Regions from separate parts of the Homo sapiens genome. Here region 2 is linked to region 1. Evidence: read pairs that join two places in POLR2A ChIA-PET (ENCODE). Cell type or tissue: MCF 10A. All regions are shown on one strand. Each heading gives the region's core, and the rest is flanking DNA. Links, peaks and the distances in the headings are about the cores only. Region 1 overlaps SLC25A26 (solute carrier family 25 member 26). Region 2 holds the start of LOC105377142 (a long non-coding RNA gene).

What was found. Peaks named below come from ENCODE experiments on the same cell type or tissue, not always from the same donor. Only the 100,000 strongest peaks of a DNase experiment are listed, where the experiment ranks them.
Region 2: POLR2A ChIA-PET joins it to region 1 with 5 read pairs; 3 of 35 experiments call an interaction of 5 or more read pairs at or near these places.

What each region holds. Positions count from the first base shown.
Region 1 is chr3:66,372,636-66,388,645 of GRCh38, forward strand. SLC25A26 (solute carrier family 25 member 26) reads left to right here. Exons shown (of 10, transcript NM_001379210.1): 10 at 5,055-6,288. The coding sequence ends at 5,172. LRIG1 (leucine rich repeats and immunoglobulin like domains 1) reads right to left here. Exons shown (of 19, transcript NM_015541.3): 13 at 13,346-13,666; 14 at 11,356-11,637; 15 at 10,347-10,766; 16 at 9,638-9,763; 17 at 8,844-8,996; 18 at 7,942-8,226; 19 at 6,162-7,854. The coding sequence ends at 7,628. Among named protein-coding and RNA genes, the nearest start is that of LRIG1, 120 kb to the right of the region's middle. RefSeq lists enhancers at 10,060-10,561, 10,562-11,061, 13,508-13,607, 14,068-14,237, 14,248-14,327 and 1 more. In MCF 10A, for the core only: CTCF peaks have their summits at 5,786 and 5,986; a DNase peak (open chromatin) is centred at 4,116.
Region 2 is chr3:66,704,780-66,720,789 of GRCh38, forward strand. It overlaps LOC105377142 (a long non-coding RNA gene), which reads right to left and starts at 13,452. Exons shown (of 3, transcript XR_940935.3): 1 at 13,351-13,452; 2 at 13,165-13,247. In MCF 10A, for the core only: no CTCF peak of the experiment used is centred there; a DNase peak (open chromatin) is centred at 7,702.

The sequences.
Region 1 (16,010 bases), core at 3,915-7,914:
TCCCTAAGAGCATTACAGACAGCAGCGGTCGTCACTTAAGGGAGTTTTGATTAGCCACTTATTAATGATTAAAGACAATAAATAATTTGACTAAAAAACAGTCACAGAAAAACCTGGGTGGCTGTTGTGAACAGAGGTCCCAGGCACCCTCAGCCTGAAGGTATCTCTGCCAGCTTCCTCTGTGCTCCAAGCACACAGCGCTGCTGCCACCTCCTGTCTCCTCCCCGGGGCGTGCACTAAGTTTACTAGGTACTACTTGGGTTTTCCAGCAGACACCATCTCCTCACCTTAGGATGGAATGGTGCTGCCCTCTCGGGGTCAAGTCAAGTGGCGACCACTTTTATCTTTCCGTGTGGTCCACGCAGGTGAAGACCTTGTTCTGGCGCATATGGGAGTACACATATAAACAGAAATATATTACTAAACAAACACCGCGTGTTCATTCAGCCCCGTAGCCAAAGGCAGATGGGGAGCCTGCCCACCCCGGATGGCCCCTTTCTGGTTTTCTTCACTCATCAGCTGGCTTTCTGTTTTTGTTGACTGTGCCCTTTATGTAGTAGCTGCCACTGCCGCGAGCATCCCTTTCTGTCTGGCATTGTAAGTGCTTACGTTTGCTCTCATTTAATCTGTGGGCACTAGAACACGCTCCTGCTCAACTCAAAAGTCTTCACCTGCGAGACTGGCTGGGGCCCTCACTGTACAAATTACTCCACGTTAAGGCCGTAATTACGTTAATAGATTCAGTGGTCATCTGTTGAAACCATAAACTGCTTCCATCTGTGTCTTGCCAGGAGCAGCTGAGCTTGTGAGTGGCAGAAGCTGAACAAGACACTGGCGTTTAGAAATAAGTAAGGTAGTAAAGGTGGGAGAACTTTGTGGCCAGAGTGGTCTCCCACAGCTCGGCATCTGCTGGCCGCCTGTCTAGCACTCTTTCCTTCGTAAGGTAGGAGCAGGGAGGCTCATCTGTCTTTCAGGCAGGAAGGACATAGTGGTAATTTATAAGTTTCTGTCCTCACCACCCACCCTTTGCATGATGCTGATTTTTTTTTTTTTTTTAAGCAAGTGTAGTTTGGTTTTCAATACAATTTTCATGGTTATTTTTGGACAAGTAATCGTGGTCCTTAATTTTATGTGCAGTATTGTAATGATTTAAACCCATAGCTAGCTAACTAAAAAGGGCCCACAAAACTCTTCTTAAGTGTCTCATTTTCCTTAGAAGTGCCAAGTGCTGCAAACAGAGGGAGGCTGCTCAGCCTCCCCCAACAGCTCAAAGGTGTTGGGAGAAAGGATGCAGTCAGGTGCTGGGAGCAGCCTGCAGGGACCGTCTTCCTGCCATGTTTCTCTCCAGGCCACCAGCTTGCTTGTCATGGAGGCTTTTCCTGTATCTTAAAGGATGCATAGCTACTGTTGGCATACTTGACCATTTTCAGTTTTCTTCCATAGACCTGACCAGAAGTCTTTTCACTGGCATATGCACTAGTTTTGCCTTCATTAACTCTTTCTGCTTACAGAAGTAATACAGGCATATTTTGTTTAATTGCACTTCTCAGTGCACTTTTTTTCCAAATTGAAGGTTTGTGGCAACCCTGCGTTGAGCGAGTCTTGCAGAGCCCTTTTCCAATAGCACATGATGACTTTGTGTCTGTGTCACATTTTGGTAATTCTCACCTGTCAAATATTTTCATTATCATATCTGCTGTGGTGATCTGTGATCAGCCGTCTTCGATGTTACTGTAATTGTTTTGGGGCATCACCCACTGTGTCCACCGAAGACGGCAAACTTAATCGACAAATGTGGTGTGGGTTCGGGCTGTGTCTCCAACCAGCCATTCCCTCTCTCTCTCCCTTAGGCCTCTATTCTGTGAGACACAATATTGCAGTTAGGCCAATTAATAATCCTCCAGTGGCCTCTAAGTGTTGAAGTGAAAGGAAGAATCACACCTTTCTCATTTTAAATAAAAAACTCGGGCCGGGCATGGTGGCTCACACCTGTAATCCCAGGATTTTGGGGGGCCAAGGTGGCAGATGGCTTGAGCCCAAGAGTTCAAGACCAGCCTAGGCAACATGCCAAACCCTGTCTACAAAAAATACAAAAATTAGCTGGCCATGTTGGTGTGTGCCTGTAGTCCCAGCTACTTGGGAAGCTGAGGTGGGAGGGTCACCTGAGCTCAGCAGGTAGAGGTTGCTGTGGGCCACGATCGTGCCACTGCACTCCAGCCTGGGTAACAGCAAGACCCTATCTCAAAAAAAAAAATTAATTAATTAAAAATAAAAGCTGGAGATGATTAAATTTAGTGAGGAAGGCATGTGGAAAGCTGAGATAGGCCAGAATCTAGGCCTCTTGTGACAGTTAACCAAATTGTAAATGCAAAGGAAAAGTTCTTGAAGGAAATGAAAAGTGCTATCCAGTGAATACACAAATGATAAGTGTAACAGCCTCATTGCACATACGAAGAAAGTTTGGTCTGGATAGAAGATCAGACCGGCCACAACATCCCCTTAAGCCAAAACCTAATCCAGAGCAAGGCATTAACTCTCTTCCCTGAAGGCTGAGAGAGGTGAGGAAGCTGCAGGGTTTGAAGTTAGGAGAGGTTGATTCATGAAGTTTAAGGAAAGAAGTCATCTCTGTAACACAGAAGTGTAAGGTGAAGTGGCAAGTGCTGATGGAGAAGCTGCAGCAAGTTACCCAGATCTAGCTAAGATCATCGATGAAGGCACTAACACTAAACAACAGATTTTCAGGGTAGATGAAACAGCCTTCGATTAGAAGAAGATGCCATCTAGGACTTTCCTAGCTAGAGAGGAGACATCAATGCCTGGCCTCAAAGCTTCAAAGGACTGGCTGACTCTCTTGTTAGGGGCTAATGCAGCTGGTATCTTTAAGTTGAAGCCAATGCTCATTGACTCTTCTGAAAATCCTAGAGCCTTTAAGAATGGTGCTAAATCGACTCTGCCTCTGCTGTAGAAATGGAACAACAAAGCCTGAGCGACAGCACATCTCTTTACAGCATGCTTTCTTGAATATTTTAAGCCCACTGCTGGGACCTAGTGCTCAGAGGAAAAGATTCCTTTTAAAATATTTCCGCTCATTGACAGTGTACCTGGTCACCCTGGAGTTCTGCTGGAGATGAATGTTGTTCTCATGCCTACTATCAACATCCATTCCTTAGCCTGTGGATCAAGGAGTTACTTTAACTTTCAGGTTTTATTAAATTTCATAAGGCTACAGCTGCATCAACAGTGATTCCTTTGCTAGATGTGGGCAAAGTAAATTGGAAGCCTTCTAGAAAGGAGTCACCATTCTAGATACCAGTAAGAACATTAGTGGCTTCATAGGAGGTCAAAATATTGACCATGCTGGGACTTTGGAAGAAGTTGATTCCAATCCTCATGGCTGACTAGTGGAGGGAAACACATACTAGATGTACTGGAAATGGCAAGACCACCGTAGTCAGAAGTGGAGCCTGAAGATGTAAAGAATTGCCACAATCTCATGATCAAACTTGAACGGATGAGGAGTTGGTTCTTATGGGTGAGCAAAGAAAGTGATCTATTGAGATGAATCTACTCCTGGTGAAGATACGGTGAACACTGTTGAAATTACAATAAACGATTTAGAATATTTCATCAATTTAGTTGAGAAAACAGTGGCAGAGTTGAGACGGTTGACTCCAATTTTGAAAGAGGTCCTACTGTGGGCAAAATGTATTGTGTGCTACAGAGAAATCTTTCATGAAAAGAAGAGTCCATCAATGCAACAATTACTATTTTTAGAAATTTCCACAGCCACTCCAACCTTCAGCAGCCACTACCCTGGTCAGTTAGCAGCCATCATTCAAAGCAAGACCCTCTATCAGCCAGAAGATTACAATTTACTGCAGGCTCAGATGCTCATGAGCATTTTTTAGCAATAAAGCATTTTAAAATTAAGGTATGTACAATTTTTAGACATAATTGCTACTGCATACTTAATAGACTGTAGTAGAAACATAACTTTTCTGTGCCCTGGGAAACGAAGAAATTTGAATGGCTTGCTTTATTGCAATATTCACTATTATGGTGGCCAAACTTGGCCTGGGACCAAACTTGAAATATCTCTGAGTCATGCCTGTACTCTTGGTGAAAAGGTTCAAAGGTTATGGAAGCGTGGGCCAGGAATGTGTCCTATAATCCACAGGCAGCAGGCATTCAGTTTAGGGCTTAAGACACATCCCTGGCTTGCCTTTTAGATATGGAATCATAGTCCTTGGACTTAGTTTTTTAAACCTGTTTTGTAATTTTTTTATGTTGGCATCTGTAGATTTCCTCATCTTTATCAGCTACATAATCATCCACTGTATGTTTATACTGTGCCATAACTTATATCACCATCAGCAATGCCACAATGAAAATTTTTGAACAAATATCTGAGTAGGTATGGGGAGGGGGGGCAGTTTTAAAGAATGAATCCCCAATTTGTATCCTCGTGGCATTGTAGTTTTACTTTGCATTGCTCTGATTATTCTACATTGCACCTTGGCTGGTTAGCAGCACCTTCTGTGATACCAAGGGGACTGTGCAGGTGGAGGCATGCTGCCCCCTTCACAGCCACAGCCCATTTGCCTTTCATGCCTTTAGACAGAAAAGGAACACAGGGAATCCATGGAGGTTCAACTCGTTGTCGTGACGTCATGTTTTGGGGTCTCGAAGGACAAAATGCAACTGAGTCAGTGGGTGGAGCGGCAGCATTGCCCAAAAATCTCTTCACTGAGCAACCCCTGGAGATCACTTTAGAGGTGTGGGCTGGAAGTGCCTTCCAGCCTTACCTAGGATTCAGCTCTTTAACACCTTTTTAAAAAAAATCAATTTCATGTTTCAAAGGGAAAAATGGCATGAAAGTTTTAGAACTACTGTTGGGACACAGCTATTACTTGCCTTATTTGGGAGCGTTCACAAGCTGTTTGGTAGTTAGCCACTAATGAGCATGGTGTATTGAGCTGAGCAAGCTGTGGGTATTGGAATTTAACCTTTTTTTAAAATACGCACAACATTAAAAATCCTGTTTTTTCCCCTAGATTATTTGCAGGTGTCTTCCCTCGAATGGCAGCCATCAGTCTGGGAGGTTTCATCTTTCTGGGGGCTTATGACCGAACGCACAGCTTGCTGTTGGAAGTTGGCAGAAAGAGTCCTTGAAGCAGAGACAAGCCTCACCTCCACTTCTGTCAAGAGAGGGGCCTGCAGTGCAAACCCTCTTCCGCTGAGCAGCTGTCTGAACTATAGGCCCCAGTGCTGAAGACCAGTTGTGCTAAGATACCGGCATGGAGATTGTGCCATCCGTGGTATAGGCTGGCTGGTATGAAGTCATTGGCCTGTATGCCAGAGAGCTAAGAGAAGAAAACGGGGTCTGTGGCGGTACTCTGAACAATTTCCTCAGAACCTCTTAATAAATAAGTTTGGTAATGCTGAGGCCAGGCCTTTTAGAGCTTTCATTTGATCTGTATCTGATCTTTCATTTCCTGCCACCTGATGGTGGATTCAGCAGAAGGCAAGATGGTTATAATTCTAAAAGAATAGCTTGTTTGTTTGTTTGGGAAAAGGAGACTTGGGGAAGAGTTGTGTATGTGGGTGTTTCTCCCCCTAGTTAATTCCTGTTGTGTAAGGGTAGGCTTTGTTGAAAAAGAAAGAAAGATTGAACTACAGGTGCATAGCAAGCACTCTTTCTGGGTAACTAGGCTGCTGGTTTTAATTACCCTCAGATTTCACCCATAAAAACGCACAATTGTATTATTTTACAGAGATGTGTCCAGCGCCCCCTGTGGTGTGTGAGAGAAAGCAGCTGCAACTCAAGTGACTAGGTGGGCCCAGCTGGCTTCGTGCAGGAGGGCACGGTGGGTGAGCCATTCTCGCCATTCTCATGTCAGACTGAAAGGAGGGCCTGGGCCAGCTTTGAAAAGGCAGGATGAAATGGAAAGGTCACCACACTTAGGGATTTTAGACCTTGACTAACAAGCTCCAGGTGTAGAAAAATTCAAAACAAAATGTCAGGAATCTAGCAGTGTTGTCTGCCCTGGAGCAAACAAACAGTATGTGATTTTGCTTCGCCTATTTTTTTTTTCTTTTTTGGGGGAAGATAATTAAAGGCAGAATGACTGCGTTTGTAAAAGAAGGACCACCAACTATACTGACATTTATAAATGAACCTTTATTAAAGACACTTCAATGCCATTTGTTAGACACTTCAATATTTTACATGGTTTTCAATGTACACTGTACCAAAATTTCTATAAATAAATAACTTTGTACATAAAAGTAATACTCCCTCTTTCACATTGCCTCTCAGAAGCAGCAAATTCACATATTTTGTGGAAGTAAGATTAGTCAGTTAACTGTCAAGAACAAAATTCTAAATGTGCTTACCTTTTGAACAGTGATGACACCTGACAGTAATTGTTAACTATTTTCTCAGTAACTCCCTTCAGCTTTTGGCCAAAGGAACATTTGAAGGACCTTGTTTCTATTTAAGTTTTACTAAATGACACATTGGCACTCATAAGATGGTTAGCTACCAGTCTCAAAAGTGCAAATTATACCCAGAACCCAGGTCAAGGGCTGTCCTTTCCAGTCCCAGCTCAGTTTCATCTGTGCGAAGGAATGGCATGGACAGGCCTGCTCTGGGTCCTTAGTAGAAATAAGGTAGCCCTGAAAAGTCAGAACTTCCTCCTTTCTGTCCCCCAAGGCCAATGTAATACTCATTATATTGGCAAAACGAAAACATCAGTATAGAAAAATCCACAGGTACCAACACCAGCAGCCTTTACCTTAATTTAAAAGTCTCAAATAGCAATCGAATGATACTGAGAAGGCCACATTTGCTTTTATCATAAAATAAGAGGAGGAGGAAAGGCAGTGTTTAACTGTTCTGACCTTTTGCTTGTGATGGATTAACAACCCTCATTCTACGCCTTACAGACGGACAGATTCTACGCCTTACAGACAGACAGGACTTAAACCTAAAAGGAAAAGCCATTCACTGCAAGTGTGGATGGCACTTGCACCCCTGGCTCTACAGACAGGGAAGCCTGTTGCAGGGGCATCCACACATGAGCAGTGCTCACCTGAAGCTCCTTCCGGCGCATGTGGAGTCCCACCGCACAGCAGCCTAGGGGTCTATGAAGTGCAATATAAATCCAAGGCCTTCCATCCTTCCCACCCCGCACCAAAAACTCCTGTGAACAAATGTGGTTGTAGCCTCTATAAATTCCAGCCATGCGTTAAGGCACCAGAACTATTTCCCCACCCCCTCCAAAATTAAACAGCAACCTGATACGAAAAATAATATTGTCAAAATTGTATAATTTTTTTCTGTTAACCATGCACTAAAGATTAAAATAGCCTCTGTAAAAGATATATATGAAATCTCTGAAAACTCTTATGTACAATGATATCAAATACTTTTTTTGCCTTTTGTACACAAATCCCCTCTTGCGTTTACTGTGCTTCAGATCCAAGTCCTGTGAGCGACTGATACTCCACATGGGAGTTACAACTATGTACAGATGAGTGACGCTTGAACCCAAGCTTCCTCGCAGCCTCTCCTACCTCTCTTTCCCGTAGAGATTGGTATGACAAGAACTGAGGTAGACAAAACCTAGCTTTTTGGTGCCAACAGCAGTGGCACCCTCTGTTTCCCGGGGAGCTGTCCTGTCAGTGGCGTGGACTCGGGACTGGCGTCACATGCTTTGGGGAGGTGGCCATTGGAAACAAGCAAGTACTGGGCTTCCGCGCGCTCTGGACTGCCTGAAGTTAATGAAGATGCAGGCTGTAGCTCTGTGGAGTCCGGGTGATACAACCTTGCTAAAGTCCAGGAAGAATCCCCTACAAGGAAAGAACGAACCTGTCAGACCCCCACTTGACCGTTTAAGCAGCTCCCAACCCACCTGTTAGAAGACAGTCAAAAGTTACCTTTCCCATCTAGAGATGCCATTGGCTTTTTCTTCACAGCCGTCAGCATTCTATCGTGGTTACTGGGGTAGAGCGACCCTTGGCACTCGGGGCAGGACCCAGCGGCAGTCCTGCTGCACTGGTGATGTGGAGAATGCTCTTGGTCACTCCCACCCGGCTCCGGGCCATTTGGCGCACTTGGCTGTGCGCTGTCTCTGGACACAGGCTGGGGGTGGAAGGCTTGTCCCCTGGAGTAACAGTCCACTTCGGTGTTGCAGTCACTGCATACGACCCGGCCACCGTGTTCTGAAGGACAGCGCCAAAGATGGGTTAGAGTCACTGCTGTGGGAGTCTTCGTCCCCACACAGAGGACAGGCTGCTCAGCTCCACTGTGCAAGGTGAGAACCCTGACTGCAAACACTGTATGCATGCTTCCTCTTTTCCCCAACTATGTCCCCAGAGAAAGGACTGGGCAAACACCAAGTCACTCATGAACTGTGGGGTCTTTCGTGTTTACAGTGAATTTCATAGACAATGTAGTCTTACTGCTTCACGGGGGAAAAGCCATTAGCCTTAGGTACCATGCAGTGTTGGGTCTTTTCAACAATTAGAAATAAGCCTCAAAATAGCCCTGGTGAAAAAGTGCTGACTGAAACTCTATACTTCGTTTGTGCCTTGCCCCTTATTTAAGTTGCTTATACATCTAGAAAATTCATGCTCAGGCTTACCATGGCGTAGATTTATTTAGGAGAAACTATCCTGGAATTAAGAGAGCCAGGCCTGAGCTTCCCCTGTATATACTGAATACCAAATTTGGAGACAGCTGTGGACTAGGAATGTGTCTCCCCCTTTGATGTAGTGACTAGGTCAGCCCAAATTTCCATTTCAGAAAGAAACTACTTCCAATGGGAAGCATCTCATACCCATCTTATGTGGCCCAGGTGTCCCTTCAGCTTTCTCCATCGCTTTCCACGGCTCTTTGTGATACGCAGACCCAGCACAGAGCTTTGGCTGCCTGCAGGCAACGCTGTGAGTGTCGGGCTCTGGAAAGTGGCTTGCATCTCTTGGACACACACCTGCAAGTGGATTCCAACACGATTAGAAACTCTGGGCTTGGTATTTCACAGTAAGCCTTATGAAAGGAATGAGCAAGGCCGCTAGAACAGTCATTTTTTTTAAAAAGTTCTTCAGAGCGGTGGGGCTGCTGGTCTGGCAAGCAGCGTGTTTTCTGCTACTACTTCCCAGCAGGCAGGCTGGCCTTGTGAAATGAGCAGCTGTCTCAGGGTGAGCCTCTACAGTCTCAGGCAAGTGCTCAGAGGCCCCCACCGTTGGAAGTACCTCATCCTGGTGACAGCTTTCCAGTGTAAGACTGGATCACAGAGCAGACCTGGGCACGTTCCCCATGTAAGGAATGGGTTGGCTGGGTTCATGCACCGTAATGCCCTTTCCAGCTGCTACTCCAGGCAAGCCTACTTTATCCTGCCAGGGAGATGCTAAGCCCAATCCAGTGGCTTCCTGAGGGGACAGGACTTTAAAACCTTGCAGAACTCATGAAGACTGGGTCCAAAATAGCAGCCCTTAGTCATACCGCCTTCTACTTCACCAAGTTTGCCCCATCTAATGCCAGGTACCTGCCCTGTAAAGACCTGGAGGCCACCTCCAGCACCCAGAGACACAGTCACAGCAGAGCTCTGCTTCACAGTTACTGAGGCCTTACCATTGCTCTCAATGTGCCCATTGGCCTGAGGGCCACCCTCGGTCCTGACCACGGTTTCTTGTCGGTCAGAAAGGGTCCCCTGAGAAGAGAGGTAGCTTGGAACATCTGGTGGCACGACGGTTTCATCTGCAAGGAGACAGAACAAATAGAACACCAGGGTCTCAGTGACAAGAAATGCAGACACACGTTCACTGTCAAGCTCAGAAAGGGGATCCTCCCAGTGACGACCATCAGCGCTGTGCAGAGAGATGACATGGAGTCCATGTACGCAACAGGCCCTCCCAGAGCCTGCTCAGCTTTACTCTACACCCAGCGTGAAGAGCGCAGCCAGCAGATGCCAGACGCCACAAGAAGTGGAGACCAGTGATGGAAAGCCGGGGCTCACAGAAGTACCGCACTGTTTCAGGAACAACCTACTACGTGGCAGCAGGGCCTGTGCATAGGCGGCCTCTGAGTTAGCAAGGAGAGGGAAAACTGCATGGTGCGTCAGTTACTTGTATTTGTGAGTATTCCTGTTTAAGGTTAAATTTGAGAGTATTCCTGTTTAAGGTTAAGTTCCTCAAAGTTAAAATGGAATTAGTGGGACTAAACCCTCAGGAGTTCTGAACACAGTGCAATTCTTTCAAAAGCCACTGGAACCCGGCCCAGTTCCCCAGCATCACTGCCATTCCTCCCTCCTTGAAAGTCAGCTCCGCTGGCAGGGCCTGACCTGTGTTGGTGACACTGTACTCTTCACTCTTCTTCCTGGTCTGGTAGATGATGCACACCCAGACCAGTGACGTCAGGACGATGCTGCTCACGACAGCAATGGTGAAGATGCCTACCGTGGTCCCATCCTTCCTGCAGCCTGCTGCGGGCAGGACGCTCAGCTGGCTGTGAGCTCGCTCCGTGCCCAGGGTGTTGGACATCTCACAGGTATATCGGCCCGCATCCTCTGCCACCACGTTCTGAACCACCAGGAGCTGGTTGTCAGGGGTCAAGTGGTGCCGCTCAGTGAGGCTCAGCGGGCGGTCCCCCTTGAACCAGGTGATGCGGGGCGGAGGGTTCCCCGTGGCTTTGCATTGGAGGGCCACTGTTTCTCCCACAGATACCACACGGTCTTCCAAGGGGACCACCAAGGATGGGGTCTCTACAAGAGAGCAACAGAGATCTTAGTCATTCTCAGGGCCTCCGTTGCTCTGGCTCTGCCCGGTCTTCTGGACAACGGACAATCCAACATATCAATGAGATGCATCTGAGATTCTGTCTCAGAGTGGCAAGCTTTGGAGAAGACCCTTCAACTCATTGACTGAGTCATCTCCATGCTGGGAGTGGCTTCCACAGGGACAGTGAACCTCTGCTGACAAAAGCCCCTGCTATTCCCTAACTGTCCTGTGTCAGGCCTGTGTCCTTATTCTTGACCAAGCCCACATCCATCCTGTCCAATTCTTAAAATGTTCTGTAGCTCTTGACCAAGCCCACATCCATCCTGTCCAATTCTTAAAATGTTCTGTAGCTAAACCCTATGAAGACTCTTAATTCACCAGCTATCATTTCTTTTAAAGAGATAGAAACACTTGTTTAAGAAAAATTAACTCAACTCAAAAAGCAGCCCCAAATTTCAAACAGGGTCGAAAGGCCCACAACGCATACCACCCCTGGCCACACAGAGCATTTGAGAGTCTCTCTCTCTCGCTCACACACACACACACACACACACAGTAGAGCAATAGGCAAACCTAGGACAGTCAGGGTGGCATTAGCTGAAATAGAACCGGCTGAGTTCTGAGCAGTACAGCTGTAAACCCCTGCGTCATCTATTTTCACATCAGTGATGAAAAACACGTCGTCATCCGGCATGACATGCATGCGTCGCTCACGGGCAGCGGGGAAATCCGTGCCTCCATCCTTCTGCCAGGCAATCTGAGGGTTTGGGTGACCTGTGGCAGCACATTCGAGGCGGGCCATGGTGGTGGTCCGGATGGTTATGTCGTGGGGCGTTTTGGTGAATGATGGCAACACTGGAAAACATACGTATACAGGGTCGGGTTACGGGACAGCTAGATGCAAAACCAGGAAGTCCTCTGGCAAACACCTACCTGTCACTGTGCCCAGTGCCAGTTCACTTCTTTTCTCCCAATGTCTGCCCAGGACCACTCCTGCCACCTGTGAATCAGGAACCCCCAGCTTCTCCCACCACAGTTGGAACACTTCCATCCCATCAGCCTTGCATTGTACACCCTAGGCTGGCTATAGTCCCTTCAAAGCAAAGGCTTTTACTCTACATGGCAGTGCCTATACGGGAGTTGCAGGGGGTGCCCATCCACACTAGGTAGGCCTGATGCTTGCCTGCTTTACCCACCAAGAGAGAGGCTGTGGAGATGGAATTACAGAGGGAAGGTGGGCATGCCTCCACCTTGGGAGAGCAATGGGATGGCTCATCCGTTTGGATGGGTGTTCATGGGATGAATGGGATGGCTCATCCATTTGGATGGTTGTTCACCCAGGCTGTTCCTGCCCACTGCCGTATACCCAGGCAGGAAGCATTCAGCTTGCTAGCTTGCTCAGCCTAAAGATCGATGTCCTGACAGAGTGGGACGCATCCAGCCACGTGTCAGGCACCACCAGAGTTCCTGTCAACGTCAATTTTGGGGAGAGTCTAACAAACAGCTGAGTCTTTCGGAAGCTGTGAGGACTTGGAATAAGCCAAGACAACCCCACTACAGTGTGGTAAAGAAGGTGTTTCGCTGTGATCTGTGGGGGCTTAAAGAGCAAAGCAGATCCACCATTCTGATGATTCTCAAGCCAATTCTTTTTAACTAGAGAGTTAGTAATCAGGATAACCCCATTAGGTTACTGGGGTGGGACAGTAAACTCTTCAAGCTATCTACTCCCCACCCCCCTCCTCCAAACACACAATAACACATGGTCCCCTTGACAAGCTCCAAGGCTGGTTAATGAGTAAAAACCTGTCAACTGCCAGGACACTGTGTCTTTCAGGCCAGGGCTCACACCAGCCTTGCACTCCACAGTCTCTGGAGCAGTAGCTAGCCTCTGACTCCAATGCTGTGCCATCTACTCAAAGAACAGCAGCTTCCCCAGGCTAAGGGGTATTTGGAATTTGGAAGCCAGATCTCTTGGCTTATAGAGGATAAGAACTGGACAAAACAAGGCTTAGCTCTCCACAATTTGACTTAATAACTAGTTTTTGTTTTGTTTTTGAGACAGTCTCACTTTGACACCCAGGCTGGAATGCAGTGGAGTGATCTCGGCTCACTGCAACGTCCACCTCCTGGGTTCAAGCAATTCTTGTGCCTCAGCCTCCCAAGTAGCTGGGATTACAGGCATGTGCCACCACACCTGGCTAATTTTTGTATTTTTAGTAGAGACGGGGTTTCACTATGTTGGCCACACTAGTCTCGAACTCCTGGCTTCAAGTGATCTGCCCACCTCAGTCTCCCAACTGCTGGGATTACAGGCATGAGCCACAGCACCCGGCCAATAACTAGATTTTTAAAACTCACCAAAAACAAGTAACTCATTGTGAATAACCCTTGAAATCTGCAAAACTTGCTCTGGGGCAAACCCAGGCAACAATAGGATTTAACAGTGCCCCACAGAAGCATGTGTGTGTCCTGTCTCAGTCATCTCTACATGGAAAGCTGAAAGGGCAATCAGGAGTGTGCTTTGTAGGATTCTGGTACTATAACAAAGATGGTGTTTCCATACCATTCACGGTGAGCCTGGCCTTATGTGAATAGGTGGAGCCAAAGTGGTTGGTGATGACACATTGGTAGCGGCCCTCGTGCCCGAAAGTGACCTGACGGAGGTGCAGGATGGTGGTGTACTCCATCACTTCCCCGTCCTGCGCGTGGACGTGGACAAAGTTCTCCATGTCTGCATTGGTCAGGACTTCATTGTCTTTCTTCCAGGCAAAGGTCATGGGGGAGCTGCTGCTGCTGGCTGCTGAGCATGTAAACCGGATGTCCTTGCCCACCATAGCCATGGTGGTTTCTGGCTGGGTGATGATCTGTGGCTTCAGGAAGTCATCTGGGGAGAGAAGGGTCAACTGTAAAGCGCTGGGTTCTTGGTACACAGAGGAACCAGCTGCTGTTCATGCTAACAGAAACTGACACAGACACCAAGCAGGAACCAGAGCTTGAGGTCCCTGTGCATCCTCAGCCCCACCAACCAGATGCCGTAAGAGTTGCACCATGGACATCTGACCTCATCTAATTAGAAGTCTGTGAGTACTGATCACCTTTATGATCACACTCCTTGATTAGAAATTAACCCACCACTTCTCAGTTCTCAAACCAGCCAGCCGGCAGTTTCCTTAAGACAACTGGCTCTGCCTGCTGACTTTCACACAAAACAGTCAGGCACCACTGGTCATGACTGCAGAGATCTTACCCACAAACCTTACTCCAAAAGGAGGGGGTGTAAAACACTTCCAAAATGTCAGAATAAGGACCTCCAAAAATCTGCACCTCCATTAAAACAAGGAAAACACCTGGAAAAATGGTCAAAAGCAACTTTTTCAGAATTCTGGAAAACCAAAGGCTTACAACAATCCATGGATTGTTGATTCAAGCAAATAGCAACATCTCAGAAATGTGAGCTTTGTGGTATTTTAACTTATCCAAAGCCCCATTCTTCCCTCCCCAGCTCCATGGTAGCCTTGAAACCCAGCAGCCTAGCAACCACTCAAGGGTCAGAATGGGCTCCCCAAAAGCCCCATCCTCAGAACTGACACCATGTGGCCTATCTGGCAGCAACACGGAAAGCCCCATTCACAGGATTTGCATTGATTTGCCCTGATCTAGTTTGCCGAGCAGGAGAAGCCCTAGCCCCAGGGCACATGACTACAACAATCAGTAGCCACTGTTCAACAGCGCAGCTGTCTGAGGGGACAATACCCATGGGGCAAACAAGCAGCTGGCCAAAAAACTATAAAGGAAAATGTGGGGAATACAGTGTTAATGGTGGGCTTTGAAAAGGTCCAATACATTCCTGGGGATCTAGACAGCCACATGCAGGTGCAAGGCCATGTGCACACCCAGGAAAGACGTGAGGGGGTCCTCATTTGTCACCTGTGGCTGAGCATGACTGTCTACACAAATAGGAAGTGATGGCACACCCCAACACAAACACACAAGCCGTCGGTAAAGGATAGGAGACAGTGGTTGTGGTGACTTCTCTGTCCAACCATTAGCTAACCACTAAACTAAACAAGCAGGGACTTAAGGGGACGGACTTTATATAGCCTTTGTCCAGGAAAAGTCACTAGGCAAGCTGTAACAATAAACAGCAACAGCAGCAAATCCTGGGGGAGGAGAAAGGGAATATCCAATTTCCAGAGTTGCCACATTATTTTATTTTAAATGCCCAATTTTCAACAAAATATTATGAAACACTCAAACAGGAAAAAAAGCAGTCAACAGAAACTGTCTCTGAGGGAGCCCAGACTTAGATTCACTAAATAAACTTTTTAAATCGGCAATTATAGGCATATTCAAACACCTCAAGGAAACCATGTCTTAAAAAAAATATCGAAGGATAGTGGCCAGGTGGGGTGGCTCACGCCTATAATCCCAGCACTTTGGGAGGCTGAGGCAGGAGGATCATGAGGTCAGGAGATCAAGACCATCCTGGCTAACATGGGGAAACCCTGTCTCTACTAAAAATACAAAAAAAAAAAAAAAATTAGCCGGGTGTGGTGGCAGGTGCCTGTAGTCCCAGCTACTAGGGAGGCCGAGGCAGGAGAATGGCATGAACCCAGGAGGCGGAGCTTGCAGTGAGCCAAGATCACGCCACTGCCCTCCAGCCTGGGTGACAGAGCAAGACTCTGTCTCAAAAAAAAAAAAAAAAAAAAAAAAAAGGATAAAGTATGAGAAAATTTTATAGCAATAAAGAGAAATTATAGATATGAACCAAGTAGAAATTTTGAAACTTAGAAGTACAATAACTGAAATGAAAAATTCACTAGAGGGGCTTGACAGCAGAACTGAGCTGGCAGAAGGAGGGGGCAGGGAACTTGAGACAGTCAACTGAGATTATGTAGTCTGAGAAACAAAGAAAAAAGAATGAGGTAAAATGAAAAGAACCACAGAGACTTGTGGGACAGCATCAAGCACAACAACATACAAATCATGGGAGTCCAAGAAGGAGAAGAAAGAAAAAGGAAGAGAAAAAGTATCTGCAAAACAATGGCCCCAAATTTGATGAAAAATGTGCAGCCACACATCCAAGAATCTTAATGAACTCCAAGTAGAGTAAATTCAAAGATCCAAACGCAGATTCATCATAGTCAAGCTGTCAGGTGCCAAAGACAAAGAATCTTGAAAACGCAAAAGAGGAGCAACTCATCACATTCAAGGGATCTTCATTATTA
Region 2 (16,010 bases), core at 5,673-9,672, 330 kb after region 1:
GGCTTACTGGCACATATCCCTTTGCTAAGATTATTTTCCTTCTGGAATAACCTCTTCTTCACTTTTTGCCTATCCATTCTTCAAGTCTTTCCTCTGCTATGAGGCCTTCACAGATGAAGCTCATACTCTCTCATGTCCATGAACACAACACCATTTGGTCAATTCCACAGATGAATTTATACTCCCTTCAATTTTTTCCTGTGTACAGCCTTGTTCTCCCAGCCAGAATATATTCTCCTTGAGAGCAGTTATTCATGTCTGACTTGTTTTGTACCTGCCAGACTACTCGGTAAGTACTTGAATACAAGCACGGGAAAAAACAATAAATTTAAATATATTTATTGAAAAGAAGCAGGGTCTAAATTGTGATGCAAACATGTTAAGCCCTTGCAGAATAATCATTAGTTCTATTTTGCAAAATAACATTGCATTCAAACCACTACAAGTACAAAGCATGGTTGGGCTTTATAGCTCTAAAGAGGCTAGACAGAGAAATAATGAGGCCATTCTACTGTACTGCCCACAGCAACAACACGATTTGGCATACACTGGAGACTGGTGGTATAAACATTTCTTAGTCCAGATCTTAAAAGGGACTGTAATCCTAAACTCACCTCTCCTTTAACAAAGTTATTATGTTTTGGCATTAGGCTAGATTAAAATATCATATGAATTGAGCAGCTGAAGCTTGGATCTGGTAAAGGGGGACATTAGGGTGATGCTCTGGGAAGCACAATGAACTAAAAACCTACTGGTAGACAAGGTTTTGTATTTTAATTCGAACACTTGGCTCCTTATGTAGAGAATTTTCAACTAACTTGAAAAATTGCTGTTGAGACAGGAGCCTGGAACATCTGATGGCAGTGGTTATGTGTTCACGGAAAAATCAACACTACCCCCTGGACTGATGTAATCACGTTGCTTAGAGTCACTTGAATCAGGATCTGCTGACCCATCTTACTTTTTTGCCCGTAGTGGTGGAAGAGAGAAGTTTCACTGTATGTGACAACTGACAAGTAGGGAGGTGCTTCTCAAACTTTAACATGCACGCAAACCACCTAGGGATATTGTTAAAATGTAGATTATGATTCATTAAGTCTGAGGCAGGACCTCGGAGTCTACATTTCTAATATCTCAGGTGATATTAACATTCCTAGTCCAAGGACTGCGCTTTGAGCAGCAAGTAGGTAGAGGATGCGGGAATAGTTAATACATTGCTGCATACACCAACCAGCCTCGATGCAATGAGGAGGCATCTGCGCTGTTTTAAGGGGGATGTGTATTAGTCTGTTTTCATACTGCTGTGAAGAAATAGTGGAGACTGGGTAATTTATAAACAAAAAAAAAGGTTTAATGGACTCACAGTTCCACGTGGATGGGGAGGCCACACAAATCATGGCAGAAGGCGAAGGAGGAGCAAAGGCATATCTTACATGGCGGCGGGCAAGAGACGTGCCAAGCCAAAGTGGGAAAAGCCCCTTATAAAACCTTCAATCTCATGAGAACTTACTATCAGGAGAACAGCAGCATGGGGGTAACTGCCCCCATGATTCAATTACCTCCAGCTGGGTCCCCCCCATGACACAAGGGGAAAATGGGAACTACAATTCAAGATGAGATTCAGGTGGGGACACAATCAAAGCCTATCAGGATGGAAACATGAACCTTCTAGAAATGAAGATCAGGGAGGAATTCAGTAGACTTTACAATGAGCATCATATCTAGCATCCTTTGTCAGAGACATCAGGTTCACTAGCCCAAAGGACACTCTTTCCTTTCTAAATCTTCAAAGTAGTGACTTTAGAGAAGTAGCTAGTTAAAAGGATGGCAAAAGAGTGCTACTACAGGCAGTGCACATGAGCCTGGAGTCAGACAGCCTAGCTCTGACTCCCAGACCTGCCACACAGTCATCGGCTGTGATCTTCGGAAAGGCGACTTTTCTCCCTAAGCCTCAGTTCACATAACTGGAAAGCAGAGATAATACTCGTAGGGCTGTTGTGAAGACCCCAGAAGGAACACATATAAAGCACTTCATTCTATGCATGGTGCATACTAGTCAATACATCCAAGTAATTTTTTTAAAAAAATTAGAAAACCAATCAATCAGTCAAGAGTGATTGAGTACTTGTTTGTTGGACACTGTCTTGAGGCAGTCCTAGGGAAGAAAGAGTAAGGAAGAGAGAATTAAGAAGAGGAGAAGGAGACACAATCACAGGTCTCAAGTAAATCCCAGAATATACGTGGAGAGGCAAACACATACGCATGTGGAATTATTTAGTATTTCCACAGCAACACGCCAAGACACATCACAAATAGAGTTATAGAGCACACATAAGCCATTTGAAGAAAGCAAATGTTTAAAATGATATCACTGGAGACAGGAAACTGAAGGAGTCCCTAGACAAAGTCAGAGCTGTATTAAGTTTCTTTTTTTAATGTTTCATTTTTCAGCAGGATATTGACAAGAGCTGCTGTCATATGGAAACTATTTTTTAGAAACACCTGGAAGAACTAATTTGGGGGATTGAATTTTTTTTCTTTAACACAGGCTTAACATATAACAAAATACAAGGTGTGTCTGAGATGCAAACCTGGTAAGAGATTAGATCATCAAAGCTAAATTACCTTAATTTCCATATTATTTCTGAGAATAGCTTGAATAGACCTTTTGGGTCACAAGCCACCATTTGTGAAGAACTCATAGACATTTTTGTAAGGCTCACAATATTCAAAAGGCTATTTTGATATTTTTCTCATAAAGACATCTCTGCAAAAAAAAAAAAAAAAAAAATCAAAAGAAGACCAGGAGCAGTGGCTCACGCCTATAATACCAGCACTTTGGGAGGCCGAGATGGGTGGATCATGAGGTCAGGAGTTCGAGACCAGCCTGGCCAACATGGTGAAACCCTGTCTCTACTAAAAATACAAAATTAGCTGGGCGTGGTGGCATGCGCCTGTAATCCCAGCTACTCTCGAGGCTGAGGCAGGAGAATCGCTTGAACCTGGGAGGCGGAGCTTGCAGTGAGCCGAGATCACGTCACTGCACTCCAGCCTGGGTGACAGAACAAGACTCCGTCTCAAAAAACAAACGAAAAAAAAAAAACCACCATAAAACCAATTTAACACTTACTGGTCTAGAAAAATCAGATCTGTTCATATACATGGGTAAAATGGTTTTTAGCTATCCAAAACTACAATTTTTATTCGTGGCATGTGTGAGTGCTGTACAATTCACATAAATCCCATATTTGATTCTCACAAGAAACGTAAGACACAAGGACTATTATCACTTCCACTTTATGGATGGTGACATTGAAACGTAGAGACGTGTAGTAACTTGCCTAAAGTTGCACAGCTAGGAAAAGATGTAGCTGGAATTTGAACTAAGGATTTATGTTGTTAAATCTACTTTCTCTACTATTCTTACCATAGAGCTGTATTTAGCTTCATAAGTGTTTGTTTTGGGGGAAGGTTGCATGTTTCTGATTTATCTTTCAAGAATATTTGCCCAAATCAGTGACTGGACCCAAAAAAAGAGCTGGGATTATGTCTTCGTGAGCTCAATGGATACATAAGAATGCTCTTTTTCAACAGCAGGCACATGCGATCTCTATTTGACCACCTTAATGTGATTCTCCCTAGACAAACTCTTTCCTCTTTATTTTTATTTCTGTCTCCCATACACATTTTCTCAGAGAACAACCCAGTTTACCACAAGCCTGAATGTTGGTGCAAGAGCGTATCTAGAAAGACCCAATATTTGAGAGACTTCATTCTATTTTCCCATCTCCACGTAAGAGACCAGAATGTCAATGTCATGGTGGAGATGGAGGTGAATAGGGGTGTGGTCCCTGTCTATACCTCCAGCAAGTTATGTAATCAATCATGACCCCCAAGATTTGTGACCTTCTTAAGGAAATGATGATGCCCTTCTCATCATTGTACCTTCTAGCACAGTGCCTAGTAGAGAATCCTCAAAAACGATTGGATGGAAACTTGGGCCAGTGTGGATCACTAGAACTTCTGCAGTGATGGAAACATTTATTATTTGCATTGTCCAATATGGTAACCTCTAGTCGCAGGTGACTACTAAGTGCTTGAATTAATGGCTGCTAAGGAACTTATTTTAAATTTTTATTTTAATTTAATCAATTTTTAAATTTGAATAGACCCATGTGACTAGTGGCTACTGTACTGGACAGCCCAGTCCTAGGCTATAAAATCAGGAAAATAATTCCCCATCTGTTTATCTTACAGCTTGTGGTGAGGAATACATGAAATAATGAATAAATTAAAGATAGTATCATATGAGGAAATCAGATGGTTTGGTTTAAATCCCAGTTCCATTACCTTCTATCTCTGTGACCCTTGACAACTTTATTTAACTTCCCTGAGCCTCAGTTTTCTTATGTGAAAAATGGATTTAATGATAACTACCTTTTACAGGGTAGTTAAGTGGATTAAATAATAGGTATGAAAAGCCTAGCACATCACTTGACAGACAGAAAGTGCTCAACAAACTATTTTTAAAAATGAGGGTATTTTGGAATGCACAGAGCTCTGTATAGGGGCGATATATGATTATTAGCAGAAAATGACAGGACCCGTGTTTGCTCCCCTAAACTGTGTCTTCTTCTCTGGAGAGGACATGGCTGTGTTGGCTTCTCCCTTTTCACAGCCACTTTTTGGTCATATACTAGATAGCTCACAAATATCTGATGCTTTAGATGCATCCCTGAAATAATTCTCTGCTCCTGGAATAGCTTGGCTTTCCTGGAGTGACATGCATGCTGTCCCTGTGCCACCGAGGAGGTCAGGATGAGGTCTGCTCCCAGGTCTCCTCTGCCTGCCTCCTGACACTGAAACTTTGCAGAGAACAACTTTGTCTAGACAAGCAGTGGCTCGTCTGGCTGCTGCAGCAGCTAGCATCCTCATTGTTTCTCTCTGTGTTGGCTGCAAATTCCTTTTTCTGTTTATCCCCTCAGGAGCCTAGGCTCTGGGAGTGTAGCATGGGGGTTGGAGGGAGAAAAAGCAGACGTTCCCAAGACTGTCATTGCCATGGGCACCAGCCATGTTTGTGGTGCTGTTACTGATATGGCCCAGAGATGGCATGAACATCAAGTTGTCAAGGACAGCCTACTGGTTCTAGTTACTGAAGCTACCACCAATGTTTTACAGTGGATTCCCTGCCAGCCACCAGACTGGGAAACTTCAAATTGTTTAAAAGAGGCACCTCCTATCCCCCAGCCTGATGCTGGAGCAAGAGAGCTACTCACAGTGCCTGAAATATATCCTGGTTCTCATTTTTCCTCTGCTCTTAACTCTACCCAGAGACCATCGTGCAGATCTATTCTGCAGGTGGGAAATGGAGGCAGAGCAGAACAGACTCGCAGACTTCGATCATTCCTTCAACGAACAGTTGCTGAGGGCAACAATCCCAAGTGCTGACTGTTGCAGAGCGAGTCTAGAAGCCAATCCCTTGGAATCTTAATATATATTGGCTTGTGGCCGGGCGCGGTGGCTCACATCTGTAATCCCAGCACTTTGGGAGGCCGAGGCAGGCGGATCACGAGGTCAGGAGATCAAGACCATCCTGGCTAACACTGTGAAACCCTGTCTCTAATAAAAATACAAAAAATTAGCCGGGCGTGGTTGTGGGCACCTGTAGTCCCAGCTACCAGGAGGCTGAGGCAAGAGAATGGTGTGAACCCGGCAGGCGGAGCTTGCAGTGAGCCGACATTGTGCCACTGCACTCCAGTCTGTGCGACAGAGCGAGACTCCATCTCAAAAAAATATATATATAGATATATATATATGTGTGTGTGTGTGTGTGTGTGTGTGTGTGTATACATATATAGATTTGTTTATTTACAATCTGCCCCTGCCAATAGAATGTGAGCTCGTGGAGCTCGTGGAGCCCAAGGATTTTGTCTACCACTGTAACCCTAAAGCATGGCATGTAGATAATCCTTAATCAATATTTGTTGAATAAATGAAGGACTACTCTTTCCTCATCGATGAGTCTTTTAAACAAAACATGTACTTAGAAAGCCCGTGACTATAGCTCTTCTTCCAAAAGTACCAGCTCTATTGATGTGGCAAACACATTGACTCACTGACTCAATATTTGATAATCATTTCCCTCCTTCCTTCCATCCCTTCCTTTCTTTCCTCCATTCTTCTCTTGCTCACTTTTTCATTCATGTAATATTTATTGAACATCTATGATTGGCAAGGCACTCTGTAGTGTACATCAATAACACAGAGCCTTCAACACATTTGTCTTTGCTTATCTAGTGTGTTTGGAAAAAAAGAAAAAACAGAAATAGAGACCTTTCTGTTGTGTGAAGGATGAAGATTTATTGGTGCTTGGAGAAATTGTTGAAAGATGGAATTAAAACTAGAGACACAAGTTGAACTAGGCAGTTTACAGCGACATCCTGAAAATCACCTAAGGGAAAAATTGTAAGGCTGGAAGGGAAGATATAGTCTTACTGTGATGTTTTCATGGTAGGAATATTTCCTGGACTAAATCACAGGTTTAAAACACACAACACAAATCCATTCTACTGCAAAGACAAACTTAAGTTCATACGATGTCAGCTGGCAGTATAAATAGTCTGGAATCTGGGGTGACAAAGATACAGAGTACATTGGTCTAAAGCAAGGGTCAGCAAACTATGGCTCATGGACCAAGACTGGCCCACAACCCATTTTTGTAAATAAAGTTTTATCGGAAGGCAGTCATGTTCATTTGTTTATAAATTGTCTATGGCTGCTTTTGTGCTGCCACAGCAGACTTGAATAGTTGTGACAGAGACCATATGACCTGCAGAGCCAAAAACATTTACTCTCTGGACTTCTATAGAAATTTACTGATTTTGGTCCAAAGCAAAGATCCTCTCATGCCAAATGAGATTCTTTAAAAGAAAACAAGTCTGGACACGGTGGCTCATGCCTCCCTCACTTTGGGATGCCGAGGTGGGTGGGTCACCTGAGATCAGTGAGTCTCTCACTGAGGTCATGAGTTCAAGACCAGCCTGACCAACATGGTGAAACCCCGTCTCTACTAAATACAAAAAATTAGCCGGGCATGGTGGTGTATGCCTGTAATCCCAGCTACTCGGGAGGCTGAGGCAGGAGAATCGCTTGAACCTGGGAGGCAGAGGTGGAAGTGAGTCGAGATTGTGCCACTGTACTCCAGCCTGGGCGACAGAGCAAGACTCTGTCTCAAAAAATAAATAAATAAATAAATAAATAAAACAAAATAAAATAAAACAGTCCTCACATTTAGCTTGGTATATTGATGTTTATACACCTGCTTTCCCTACCAATGAAAAGCAGTCCACAGTTCATATCATTACATCATCAACCCCAATATGTTATTGTTCTCTCTTTCTGCAATAGGGCTACTAAGCTAATGATCTGAGATAACTTTCCATAAGTGAAATACTGAACGGTCAAAGTATTTTTACTCTAGGCTTCCCAGACCACTGCCCTTTTGTTGTCTCATGCCAGAGCTGGATAAATAATCAGATCAATTCATGTTTGCATTGAGGCTTGATTTGGCATACGGCAGCCTTATAACTGAAGATTTCTTCACCTGTGCTTGCTTTGTGGTTACAGATCTCAAAATGCCCATAAACTTGATTAAACTTGTCCCTTGTATGCCTCCTCATTTCACATGCAGATTGTTTGTGATTCCGAGTTACATAATTCTCAGTTTCTCAATAAAGCAACCAGCAGGTGGTATGCCTTTTTGTTTGAAGAGTTACCTCCCTGTGTAAAAATGTGGAGCCAGGTGTCTCTCACTGAGTTCAACGGATCCAAGCATTTAGACCTCCTAGGACTTTCTTAAAACCTAGCCCTGATTTTTTTTTTCATGTAAAATAAATATTTTGAAAGAGGGACCAAAGCATTTGATCATTCTCTCTTCAGTTACTGCAATGCAAAAACTGAAAAATGGGATCCTTTTCGCTGTTCTGGTAATAAGACCTTAGTGAAAGATAATCATTTAAACAGCAGTTTCCAGATACACATTTACTATAATCCTCACAATCCAATAGAGTTATTTTTACGCTTTTACAAATGAGTAAAGTGATGCTCAGAGTTCCAGTAATTTACCTAAGGACACACAGCGATTAAGATAGAGGGTCCAAACCTATACTCTTTCTACTCTGCTATTCTTCCCAAGAAAGGCATGGAAATAAGGACTACAGAGTTCTCTGTGATCATTACCTACAGAAATGGTGGATTTCTCTACATTTCTTATAGTCCAGTAGGTACAGAACCCTATTACTAATGAAAGTTGGTTTACCTAATCTTAACTAGTATGCAATGACCAATTATTTTTGTTGTTATTTCAAATGAAAATGAAGATGGTGGACATTTGGAAGGTGATGGTAGAATATAGAAGAAAGAATAAATTAAATTTCATTTTCACTGGAGAAGCACTATAAAGGAATAAGCTAGATCTGAATGAGAAGGTGAGGCATAGTCAAAGTTACCTTTAAGAACACAAACGTACTTAGGGAGGCTGAGGCAGGAGGATTGCTTCATCTCAGGCATTGGAGACTAGCCTGGGCAACATAGCGAGATCCTGTCTCTACAAAAAACTGAAAAACTAGCCAGATGTGGTGGCATGTGCCTTAGTCCTAGCTACTCAGGAAGCTTAGGTGGGAGGATTGCTTCAGCTTGGGAGTTTGAGACCAGCCTAGGCTACATAGGGAGAACCTGTTGCTACAAATAATGATAATAACAATAACAAGCCAGGCATGGAGGAGTGCACCTGTAGTCCAAACTACTTGGGAGGCTGACGCAGGAGGATTGCTTGAGCCCAGGAATTCAAGGCTGCAGTGAGCTATGATCATGCCCCTGCACTCTAGCCTAGGCTAAAGAGCAACACCTTCTCTCTAAACACACACACACACACACACACACACACATACACACAAGCAAACATTTTTTAAGACAAGGAATGTTTATTAATTGACTCTTACCTAAAGCTTGTTGATAGCTTTTCTATAAAGCCCCTCCTGTCCTGTTATCCCTGTTGCCTGTTTTCTCATTCATTCACCCATTTATTGAGTGCTGACTAAAGGCCAGGCTTTATGTGAGATCTTGGGACTATCAGGACAATATGGCCTGTATTTGCTCTCTGGAATCTTGAATTTAGGGCCTCCATGTTGAAACCATCCTCCTCATTTCCCCACTGATGAAGACAAAGAAGGCTAGATGAAGAACTACTGAAATACAAACACAAACAGCATGGCACATAGAGAGAAGCTTGTCCCTCACTTTGAAGTTTTATCCTAGAGATTTTCCACAGGACATCTCTTTCTGTCTCATCATGGGCTCTTTCTTATCTCCTGAGCCCTTAAAACCACAACTCCAAGTTCAGCTTCTTTTGATCTGCGGGGATATAGGTTAAGAAAGAGATGGGGAGTAGCTGCTTATTTCAGCTTCCCAGGCAACCCAAAGGCAGGGAGAAGACGCAGAAATAAAATATTGCTGCAGCAAGTTAAACCTGCACTCTCCCTTCTAGGCAGTCATCCTCATTTAAGGGTCCTAGGAAGATTGGGGTCAGTGAAGATGATATCCTAAACATCCAATTCTCATTAATAACTGAGACCATTTTATTAATCCATTCTTTAAAACCTTTAAAAACGTATATTTTAAAAATAATACATGCTGATAGAATGCACAACACCAAGAGTGGACCCTGATGTAAACTATGGACTTTAAGTGATAATGATGTGTCAATGTAGGTTCATTGATTGAAACAGATGTACCACTCCAATGGGAATACTGGCGGTGGCGGAGGCTGTGCATGGGGCAGTTTGGTAGAGGGTATATGGGAACTCTCTCTACCCTCTGCTTAATCTTGCTGTGAACCTAAAACTGCTCTTTAAAAAGTCTATTTTTCAAATGTCATACACATTCATAGGCTCATTATAAGAACTTTAAAAAGTTGTAGGAGAATACAAAGAGAAAGGTAAAAATCACCCAGCATTCTTCCAACCCTAATGTGAGATGAGTAGGATTAATGATTTAGTAAACATCGGCTGGGTGCAGTGGCTCACATCTGTAATCCCAGCACTTTGGGAGGCCGAGGCGGGTGGATCACAATGTCAGGAGATCGAGACCATCCTAGCTAACACGGTGAAACCCCGTCTCTACTAAAAAAATACAAAAAATTAGCTGGGCATGGTGGTGGGCGCCTATAGTGCCAGCTACTCGGGAGGCTGAGGCAGGAGAATGGCGTGAACCCGGGAGGCGGAGCTTGCAGTGAGCCCACATCGAGCCACTGCACTACAGCCTGGGCGACAGATCGAGACTCCACCTCAAAAAATAAATAAATAAATAAATAAAATAAAATAAAATAAAATGATTTAGTAAACATCTCCCAAGGTTTCTCTGACCTTACCCATACGTGTACAAATTTCCATAAACAGGGATCATGTGTTTGTCTATTTGTGTTTCACTCAGCATGTTTTCCTGTCTATTAGTATTGATCCACATGGTTTTTAATAAGTTCATAGTATTGCAGACATAAATGTGCCATAATGTACCAAATCATTCTCTTATTTGATAGCCACTTTGGATTTTTGCTCATACAAATAATGTGACATGAATGTTTCTGAACATAAACCTCTTGCCTATTCCAATATTCTTTGAATCTGTGTATCTTCCCAGTCCCTAGCATGTTTTGGAGAATGTTCTGAACTAAATATTCTTAATATGAATGTGAGGTGGTTCTTCTTTACACAAAGTACACATCTAGGCAGAGGATCTTTATTAATTCTACTTCTGACACTCCTATTGGAGAAAAAAGAGGAAGAAGATTTGACTGTGTGATCACATCTGTAATGTCTTTAGTCAGGGCCTTGCACATAGTATGTGCTCAATAAATAATAGCTGTGACTATTATTGTTGTTGATGTTATTTCTTTTGCTTGGTCCAAGTGTCCTTCCTGAAAAAGACCTGAACACGGCATAGGGTGACCTGAACAACAGAAAATGTGAAGAAAACTACATTTGTAGTCACTAAAAGTTTCTGACTCTGGCTGTAATTGTCAGTTGTAGAAACAACTAATCACCCAGAGAATGCAGTTCACTCAAGCATCCTCTTTAGACATACAGTGCAATGGCTGTGAAACGGAGACACAGACCACATGTTCCATGGAAGCCATGATAATGATCAGATATATTTACTCATTTGTGATGAAGAAAGGGAGCACAATTTTTCTGGCTTTTGACACATTATTATCTCGGTTCCAACTTTCTTATCCCAAGGAAATAGTAAGACATGTTGGACTTTTATCAATGGCATTCCCTGTCAGATCCTGTGGGCTACCACTCCATGTTGGATCACTCCCAGAGCCTTCCACAAAAGCCTCTAAAACTGTCTGCTTTAAACCCTTCAATTATAAAGCAGTTAAAAAAACAAAACCCTCAGACATAACTGCTTCTGCCTAAATCTACCATGCTGTTTGTAAGACTGTATGTTTATGATATGATTTTGAACATCATCTTCAGGAAAAAATTCTTACTGGTTTATGCTCAGATTTATGGGTCTATTCTTTGCCCCAAGGTGAGATGAAAGCAAAATCAATAAGGTTAGTTTTGGATTGCTTGAAGTAAGTAACACAAGCCAATTTTCAGTAACCTCAGATCAGTGAAGTAGGAGAAAATTAGATAAAGAGAGAAAAATCAAGAGGGCACGCTTGTGTCTCTAGGCACATCATTTGTGTCGATGACAGAATTCATTTAAAAATTATAAGCAATCGTGTTTTAGTAGCATTAGAGAAAACAGCATAGGTTGTATTAAATTTGATACTAGAAGTACTAGAAATAACAACAAAAATGTTTTGCCCTGGCACCTCCCTGACCCCCAATCAGTAACCAGCCTCATTAGTCATGGCACCTCTCACATGAGGCCCCTATCACCGCTTTCATAAATATAGTAAGATTCTCTGAATCAAAATCCTGTGTTGTCTCAAAAAATAATTATAAATAATAATTATGATTATCATTTATTGAGCACCTATTGAGTACCTGGCACCGTACTAGGTCCTTTGCACATATGAGTCAATAAAAATTTACTGAGAGCCTACTATGTGCCAGGCATTATTCTCCATGCTAAAGATACAGCAGTGAACAAGTTACACAGAGTTCCTGCTTTCTGAAGGCTTCCAGTCTGAGACAATCAATGAGCTTATGAACAAACAAACAAAGATAGTAAGTGCTATGTAGAAAACTGAAATAGGGCAACATGATAGAAAGAGATTGGGTGGTCTCTGAAGGCAGTATATTTAAGCTGAAATCTTAATAAAAGGAGGAGCTACCCCATTGGGGATGAGTGGGGAGAATTTAATCCTCTTGACAATCCTATCAGTCCTATTCCACAGAGGAGGAAAATGAAACTCAGAGGGGCTAGATCACTTCTCCATAGCAGGCCTGCGATACACAGACTGCTCCCAGTTTACAAATGCCTCTCTAAAGAACTCACACTGAGTGTGGGCTGCCACAAGGCGGGAGGGAAATGGAGAAGACAGGTGATTTGGGACATGTAACCTCAGAGTTTATTATTTCAGGTGCAACCAGCCTGAGTGAAATAAATTTGGAGAGGGAGAGGGAGCTGACTTTTTGGTGAGCATCCAAAGAGCTGGTCTTGTTGGAGAATAGGGAATGCCCAGCATCCACATGAGCAAGGCCAGGCCAGTGTTTGATCCTGGCTCTCTTGGGGCTGCCACCTTTCATTTCCATCGCTGGAGGTAGATGCTGAACATCACATTTAAAATCAATCTCCTCAAGAGAAGCAAACTGTGAAAAGCTTTTTGGGGGTGCCATGACCTGCTTACTTTGGCTCATTAGCTTATCATTGCAAAATATGAAAAAAAATTTCATTGGACTCCAAGTCTCACATATTCTGGACTTGCTGGCCAACCCTGCCTTCTTTCGGGGGTGTCTCTGTTTTCTGCAAGCTTCTGATCAGGGATTTATGATGACTTAGATGACCACTTCAGAGCGGGAACTTGTGTTTTTAAAATAATCTTTGTATCATCCATGTCTACTTGAGGATTGGGTATAGAATGGTTTCTCCTCACATTCTGAATACGTGGATGAGTGAATCCAGGTTCCAGCAGGAATGAGAGGCACGTACCCCTTCAGTCTCCTCATGCATGTCTCATGACTGGCCACAATTCCCAAGGTGATGATTTAGTTCCTTTCGAGGGTGACTGCTTCCTATTAAGACACAAGGAATGGCCTCCATTTGTTGTCTGTGTATTAAAAATAAATACATAGGCAGGAAGATTATCCTTTATAGACCACAGTTACACATTCTTACCTAATCCTCATTTCTTGATTTGGCGAATCATCGTACTTTGAGGATCTGGGACTCCCGCATTATGGAATCTAGGCTTCTTCATCTCCTTCTTCTGGAGTCAATCTGCTTTCATAAAAGGGAGATCATTCCTGTTTTCATAATAGGTAATACCCAAGTACTGTAACCTGGTAGTCCTCAAAATGGCTCTGTAGCTTATATATGTGCATGAGTATGTCTGTGGGGATGTGTGTGACTATATGTGACAGTGTGTGAGTATATGTGACAGTGTGTGGTTATGAGCTTGATAAAAATGAAGATATCTGGATGCCATCTCAGTACTACTTAACCTCAGTTCCTAGCAGGGATTGGGGGACAGATATCTATATTTTAATAAGCACTGCATGTAATTCTTAAACACATTCAAGTTTGAGAATCTGGTCCAGGAGAGTGGTTTTCAACACTGGAAACATACTAGAGTCTCCCAGCGAGATTTAGGAAATCTTGATGCCCAGACCACACCCGGTTGAATCAAATCAGACGCTCTGGGAGGTGGAGCTCAGGCATCCATAATTTTCAAAGCTCCTTGAGTGATTCTAATATGTAGTCAAGACGGAGAACTTCCTTTCAGCATAGCTTGACATAAAAAAAAAATTCAATATAGGGAAGTCAGGCCTGAATCAAATCTATGAGAGTACCTTACTTCAAGTTCTCAAGAACTTCCCTTAGAGCATTAGTGATACTCTGTTCTTTGATCAGAAAGATAACTTTACTGAACAGGTAAAACTCATATGCCTGCAGCCAGCTTTACTGCTATGCTCAATTGAGAAACTTGCTAAAAGCCAGACTTCTGGGACCTACTTATAGACATGGATTGATTCATCAGGGGCCGCTGGGGGGAGGGGGGGGGACAGTGGGCAGCGGGGGAGCCTAGGAAATGGTGTTTTTAACAAGCAACTAGGTGATTCTGATGCAATTAACCCTTGGTCTAAGTCTCAGAAACAGTACCTTAGACTAGCCCTTCTCAATCAGGGGTGACTATCCCCTTCAGGGGACATTTGGCAATGTCTGGAGACACTTTTGATTGTCACAGCGGGAGTCTGTGTGTGTCTGTGCTACAGGAATCTGGTGAGTCAAGGCCAGGGATGCTGTTCAATGTCTTACAACCCAAAGGACAGCCCCCCAAAAACAAATAATAATTATCCCGTCCAAAATATCAAGAGTGCCAAGGTTGAGAAACTCTAATCTCTCTTCTCAATCAACTTCCTTTCTGCTAGCCTCAAAGAAAGGCATCACCCTCTTTAGAACTTCCACAGCTCTTTCTGGTGTGAAAAATCACCTGTGTCTGATTCATCTCCCTGACAGAAGAAAACCCTCCTCAGGCCAGGATCCCCGCTTCATTCATTTCTGAGTGTGGCCTCATTTCTCCTCCAGCACACAGTCCTCCCTCCATAAATATTCCAGCCATTTCAAACAAAATGAAAATACCCTTCAGGACCAATCACGAGATGGCTTTGTGATTGGTAACCATGCATACCCAGTGTCTACAAGGAGAAGGAAAACCCATGGCCGGGGCTCATTTTCAGCCTAAAAGTTGAATACAAATCTACCAGCCTTCATCTAAGAAAATGGCTCTCCATATATATTTTTTTCAACATTCATCAAAAATTCCAGTGGCTTCTGGGGCTGCTTGGGGTCTCTAAAGGGCAAGTCAGTTGTGTGAACACGAGGACCACCCACGGAGCTCAGCCATCACGCAAGGAACCTCGTTGGCTGTGTCTACTACAGTGTCCGGCTACCAGTTGGCAACTATTAAGTGGTTCACTTGGTCCCTGAGCCAACCCTGAATTCCAGAAAGTCAAATCCAGCAAATAACTTTACACAGATCTGTGAGGGAAATGAACAAGGGAACAGTGCTCCCCATGGCTCTAAAAATAACCAGGTAATTACCTCTGAAGATCTCTTAAGAAGATGCACTTAACTGCACAGAATGAAGCAGCAAAGGCCTCATTCGTTTGTTGATAGGAGCTGTCTCTATGTAGTCAGCCAACTTTGGAGTGTTGGAAACCCAATCAATATTTGGGTACTATGGAGTTACTATGCTACTGGGCTGATCATAGTTAAAAACAAGAAACTGCCCTTAGTGAGGCTGACCTGACCACATTTTTTACTAAATTGATCATGCTAGTTTTCCTGACTTTGATTTTTGTTCTGATTTTAATGCTTGGCATGAATGTTGTGGTGAAAGGTATCCACTAATTTTTACTTTATGTGTTGGAGAAATGTATCAACACCATCAATTCTTTAAATGCTACTTTAAAGATATTCCACCTCCAGCAAGACTGTTGAATGCAGAAATGGAATATATCACAGATTGGTGGTGAGGTTCCACCAATTTAGCAATTTTTCTCCCATGGTTAATCACCCACAGAATACACTGGTCTTTCTCTTCTTCGTGTTTTAATTTGCAGTCTTGGCAATATATGCTAAAATGACTTGGAGTTATGAAAAGTATGAAACAGTGTTTGTTTCAAATAGTTGGCTAGGTGCTTCATCAGCCGGAGGCCTAACACAGGTGTGAATATTTGTTTATAATCCAAACACAGCAAAGTACAGTCCCATTTTGCACTCCCTTTTTTCCATATAATGCTTTAAATATTTTCTTCGTGATGGCCAGTGACTTT